2 separate regions of the Homo sapiens genome follow, and region 1 is linked to region 2. Evidence: chromatin loops called from intact Hi-C (ENCODE). Cell type or tissue: PC-3. All regions are shown on one strand. Each heading gives the region's core, and the rest is flanking DNA. Links, peaks and the distances in the headings are about the cores only. Region 1 overlaps CHSY3-AS1 (CHSY3 antisense RNA 1). Region 2 has its middle 440 kb from the start of HINT1.

The links. A loop is a pair of places that touch in the nucleus more often than their neighbours do. Peaks named below come from ENCODE experiments on the same cell type or tissue, not always from the same donor. Only the 100,000 strongest peaks of a DNase experiment are listed, where the experiment ranks them.
Region 1: a loop joins it to region 2, with 8 times the contacts of the local background. A loop is called at or near these places in 10 of 110 quality-filtered maps.

What each region holds. Positions count from the first base shown.
Region 1 is chr5:129,898,367-129,901,305 of GRCh38, forward strand. It overlaps CHSY3-AS1 (CHSY3 antisense RNA 1), which reads right to left. Exons shown (of 3, transcript XR_002956248.2): 2 at 1,095-1,143. Among named protein-coding and RNA genes, the nearest start is that of CHSY3, 4.6 kb to the right of the region's middle. In PC-3, for the core only: a CTCF peak has its summit at 1,288 (motif pointing right); no DNase peak of the experiment used is centred there.
Region 2 is chr5:130,719,113-130,722,051 of GRCh38, forward strand. No RefSeq gene overlaps it. Among named protein-coding and RNA genes, the nearest start is that of HINT1, 440 kb to the right of the region's middle. In PC-3, for the core only: a CTCF peak has its summit at 1,443 (motif pointing left); a DNase peak (open chromatin) is centred at 1,439; H3K27ac peaks cover 599 bases.

The sequences.
Region 1 (2,939 bases), core at 232-2,731, 820 kb before region 2:
ACAACTCTACTCTCTACTGGAACTGGATACATTAAGGAAAATAAAATAAAGTATATTAGTAAGATTAATTTCACATGTCCTTGCTTTGTAAAATGTGGCTACTAAAAAATTTTAAATTACATATGTGGATAATATTATATCTCTACTGAACAGCACAGATCTATGGGACAGGAAAGGAAACCAATAATTAACAGGGTTGACAATTAAAGCAACAGAAAGAAGGTGGCACATGCATTTTATTTTAAGTTTTCCGAGATAGGAAATATTGAATTGGAGATTATTCATATTTTAGGAAAGTAGTGAACGGAGGCAATTAAAAATAAAAATCTTTTTTTTTTAGCATAAATTCAGTTTAGTGATTAGGAACTTGAGATTTTGCAGCCCATTACCTAATCAGAGACTATTACTACTTACGAAAAAATTCTCATGTGTAAATAGTCCCTTTTTCTTTGTAAAAGCTTGACCGAGTATTTTGCTTATGTCTCAGACTGTCATGGGGCCAAGAAGGGCTGGAAGAAGTGGATGTTTTTATTTCAATTGATTGCTTTTTGACCCTTTCCTAAGTGACAGGAGGAGTTTCATTCTTTCCTCCTCAATTGATCTTCTCACTGATTGTTTAAACAAGTGGACCATATCTTGGTTAGGTAAATCTACAGAAAATAAATGAAGAGTATGTTCTGACCTTAAACAAATGAAGTATTTTTTAAAAATCTTTTTATTATAGAGATCCAAATTTATCTGAAGATAATTACCTACCCTAATAGTAATCAATACCTGGCCAATCAGACCCTATTCACATCTACATCCATTTAGCACCTCCCTCCATCCCATATATTTAAATCCCAGATATCATACCATTTTATCTATAAACATTTCAGTATGTATTTCAGAAAATAAGGACTCTTTGTATAAAAAAACAAGGCTACAATAGCATTATCATACCTAAAAAGTAATTCTTGATTAATAAACCTTTGGTAGCATCAAATCTGCTCAGTGTAAAAAAATTTACTGGAATATTTTCATGGTGATTAAATGCAGATTAATACCAGGCTCTGAAACTTACATAGTTTTATGATATGCCATAAATAATTTACCTTTTCATGTTTCAATATATGAATTTTGATCATCTTCTCATGCTGATTTCTGAGAAAATAAAAATAGAATCAAATTGTTATCTTATTATGTCCCTCTGATTATAATACTCCTTGGCAATATAAAAATATTTTGTAACACAATTTATCCCTTAGGAACAAACTGAATTACCATTATGATTATTAACCACTAGATGCCACAGTTGCTTCACACAAATGAAATTAACTCAGCCTTGATCTGTCAAGAAAAAATGATAACATTCAAAATAGCTTAGTAAAATCCTGATTCAAAGTGTCAGTACAAGCCTAATCTTGATTATACCTTGTAACAGAAGCATAAACTGAACATTCATGTATATATTGACCTTTTACTTTCATAAATGATCAAAGAATGATTCCACCCTTTAAAGTCACTTGCGCCTTTTCTGTGATTTTAAAGTTATTAGTAACCTTTTCCAATTAGTTTTAATATCTAATGTAGTCCCATTAGAGCAGTTTGCTCAAAGACTCTCTGCTAAGTATAGCAGACTTTGTCTTGGGGTGGTTGACATTAAAGTCTTTCCAAAGCCACAGGAACACAATCTCTACAAGAAGAAATCTGTCTTCACTGTGAATCCAGATGATACCTTATGTTCCAGTAGCTACAGCTCAGAGAAGGTGGCAAATAATTCATATGTTACTGTAGTCTAATATGGACATATTTGAAATAGTTAAAGGGTTTAGGAAAGACAGAAAATCAGTTTTGTAATTTTCTTTGTAAACTATTATAATTTTAGAAGGATTTTATTATTGCTTTTTTCTCAAAATCCACTATAGAGGTGCTTCACAGAGATTTTATGAGATGGTTCACAAGTATACTTATTGGCACATTCTTGCTTAGATAAGAACAGCAACTATATGAGACATTTTTTCCAGAGTTATTATTATAGAATTACCTATATTTGTGTATTCTTTCCTCTAACACAGTATATAGATTTTTATTATATTTTGGTATGCAATTATGTTTATTTTTCTTCAATGTTAGTTCCATGAAAATTTCCTCCTCAACAACCCTTACATCCAATTGACATTTTTAAAAATTATTCCTATAACTTATTACTTAATGTTTTGAAAATAAAAAAGTGAGTTCTTGATAGAGATTTCCCAGAAAATTACCTCCTCTAAAAGTCATGTATCTTCAGAACTAAAGTGAGATGAGAAAATTACTTCACTGACTTTGGGAAACGCCCACAAATAACACCCACAAATAACAGGAATCTGAATACATATAAAATTAAATTTACATAAAAATCTTTTCCCAAAGCTTCTACTTATTACAAATAAGGAAAGGGGCAGACACTGTGCAGGAAGAAAAAAAAAAGAGGCTTGTTTTTTCCCTTCTATTCTCAAGTGATGAGGTCACTTCAATAAAGATTTAAATGTTTTCTCTAATTCTACCCTTGTCCCACTGCAGTTTATTTTCTCCCCATAGGAGCTAGAATGATCTTTGTAAACAATAAATAAAAACCAGATCACTACTCTACACAACAGCTTCATTGTCACTCGGAATAAAAGCCAAAGTCTTTATGAATGTCTGCAAGGATCTATATATGCACTGTCCAATATGGTAGTCCCTAGCCACTTGTGTCTATTGAACATTGGAAATGTGGCTAGTTTGAATTCAGGTGTGCTGTAAGTGATGAGCACACAATGGTTTTGAAAAATTAGTACTAATAAAAAGGATGTAAAATATCTCCCGATATTTTGGGTATATTAAGTTGAATAAAAAGTATGAAAATCAATTTCACCTGTTTTTAAATGAGGCTTCTAGAAAAAAATTAAATTATATATCTTGCAGTTGTGGCTCAC
Region 2 (2,939 bases), core at 103-2,602:
AATGCTGTTGGGAGGAACATAAATTAGTACATCCTCTATGGAAACAGTATGGCAATTTCTCAAATAACTAAAAATAGAACTGTCATTCAACCCAGCAATCCCAATACTAGGTACCTACCCCAAGGAAAAGAAATCATTATATAAAAAAGTCACCTGCATTCATGTTTATCACAGCACTATTGACAATAGCAAAGTCATGGAATCAACCTAAGTGTCCATATCATCGGACTACTGGATAAAGAAAACATGGTCAATACACACCATAGAATACTACTCTGCCATGAAAAATAATGAAATCATGTCTTTTGCAGCAACATGGATAGAAGTGGAGGCCATTATCTTAAGTGAAACAACTTAGAAATAGAAAGTCAAATACTGCAGGTTCTCACTTGTAAGTGAAACACATGAACATACAGAGTAGAACAAAAGACATAGGAGAACCCAAAAATGGGAGGGTGTGAGGGGGAGAGGGATGAGAAATTACCTTTTGGGTACAATTTACACTTTTCAGATGATGTTTACACTAAAAGCCAAGACCACCCCTATGCAATATGTCTCTGCAACAAAAATGCACTTGTACCACCTAAATCTATAAAAATAAAATAAATAATAATATGCTCTGTTTCAGAAACTTCATGTGTACACTCAGGATAATATCAGTAAATATAAATATTTTTTAAATGTCATAAAATATCACTTATCTAAAAGAGTATCTGACATCTATAGATACTTAATAAATGGTAGTTTTCTTCAAGTTGATTTTTTAAACAAAATTTCAATCATAGAAACTCATCTTGAAATGCGTACTTAGTGTTCTTTCCTAGTCAATATTTCATTATCACATTTAAAGGTGAGTCTCACATTAATAAAATCTGACAGTCACATAGCCATATCTGAAACACATAAATCAGGAACAATTGTTCCTATTACAAACCGACTTTTCATTTCCTAATAGAAAGTTGACATGAGTAAAGGGCACTCTTTCGAGTTAATAAAATTTCATCTTTTACTTAAAATGGCCAACATAAAATATCCCCTTTCTGATATCCAAATTTGTAATGTGTTTGACGATTATTAACTACAGAAACTCCAAGGGACAATAGAAACATTAAAGACTACATGTACTGATTGTTATACTAGTGGTGTTGGTAGTAGTAATAATCAAGTACTAGTAATAATCATTATGGCAATAACAATAATAATTAACATTCAGTAAGCACCTAATAAATGTCAGACACTATGCTAGTTTACATGTTTTATTTCATACTCACAAGCTTCTCAGTTACATGTCCTCTATTTACAAATGAAAAAAAATGAGTTTTAATGAGGCCAAATAATCTGTCCAATTTATACAGACATTAAATAGTAGAGACCTTAATACAGACCTCTCTGAGGCTCAGACCATACACATAATCACTATGCACTCTTTTCCTCTCGCTCCCTCTAGAGGATAATCCAGGTAGGAATTTAGGTAGTCTTGGGACAAAAGAGGCTGCTAGAGTGTGTAGGCATATGACTTTGGCTTCTAGCATTACCCAGATATCATCTTTGAAACTAAACAGCCATAGAAAGACTTGTAATTACTGTAAATTATCAGAAAGGAAAAGGAATCACACACAGTCACAGAGGAATTTCTTATAATATTTCTAATATAAAATTATCCAGATAATGAGTTAATTACGTGAGTACATGCATGTGCTCAGATACACACATAAACATACATCTTCATATGCTTTTACACAGAGGTACACACACACACACACACACACACACACACATCTTTAACATTCAGTCCTCCAAGGAAAAAGACTTTTCATGCCCATAAACAGAAGCAGAGTTAGCATATCTCAGAATCTACTTCAGTTTTTTTTTTCTTTCCCTTTATAGTTCTATGCATCTGTCTAGGAATGCCTGCCCCCACCCTGGTATTTGTCATCTATAGGAATAATTTTAGTTGCTAAGGGGAAACATCTTATTTCAAGCATTGGTCCAGCTCATCTGATGCTTTCAGATAGTGAAGTGTGTAAGCTCTTCTGCCTTTCTTGGCTAGATGTGGGATCAGCCTGCAGCAGTAGATGGGAGCAGGATAGAAATTAATTCCTCTCCAGATAAAATCATTGTAAGCCAAAATGACTTTATCAGACAATTTTCCAAATTATAGATAAATGAGAATAAATCAAGGATTATGTTTAAAGAAAGGAGTTTATGTAAAGGCTAAAAGATAGAAGAATAGAAGAAAAAGCAAGGTGTTGAAAGAAACTGGAAGATAAATTAGCCTACCTGAGTATCTTACCTAGAATCACACTTATCAAATCCCACTTTAATTACAGTATGCTCAATCAAAGATAGCAGAGAAATAGTCAGAAAGGAGTGTAGGGATTGTAGGAAAGCTTCCCTTCTTCCCTCTCTGAAGTTTCACTGGAATGAACTGATAATAGACAGATTACCAGGAGAAAAGACATAAATGGAACCGTATAAAATATGAGACTCAAAGAAGGGCCAGATGGTTGAGGCTTAAATGTCCTCTATGTAGGGGAGAGGGAAACTGGGATGGTGGGGCTGTAGAAAATTTTAGAGGGTTAGTAAATTATTTTAGAGGGAATGAATGAGCCTGAAAACAAGACAATGGTTTGTAAATTATTTTCTCTGAATGCTGAATGAGACCAAGGACAAACTATAGTTTGTGTATAGGTTACAGGAAGGTGAGGAACAGGAAATTCACCGTGAACAGAAGTGGTCTTAGTAGGCAGATAAAAGTCTCCCGGGTAATCTCTTGAAGCTGCCATCAGAAGAATAGTTGAAGAAAAGTCAGACTGGGTGTGGTAACAACTTTTAGTCTTTTCTCCATGGTTAAACTTTCTGGGTTTTTTTTTTTTTAATCTTTTTTTTTTTTTTTTTTTTTTTTTTGAGATGGAGTCTCGCTCTGTGGCCCAGGCTGG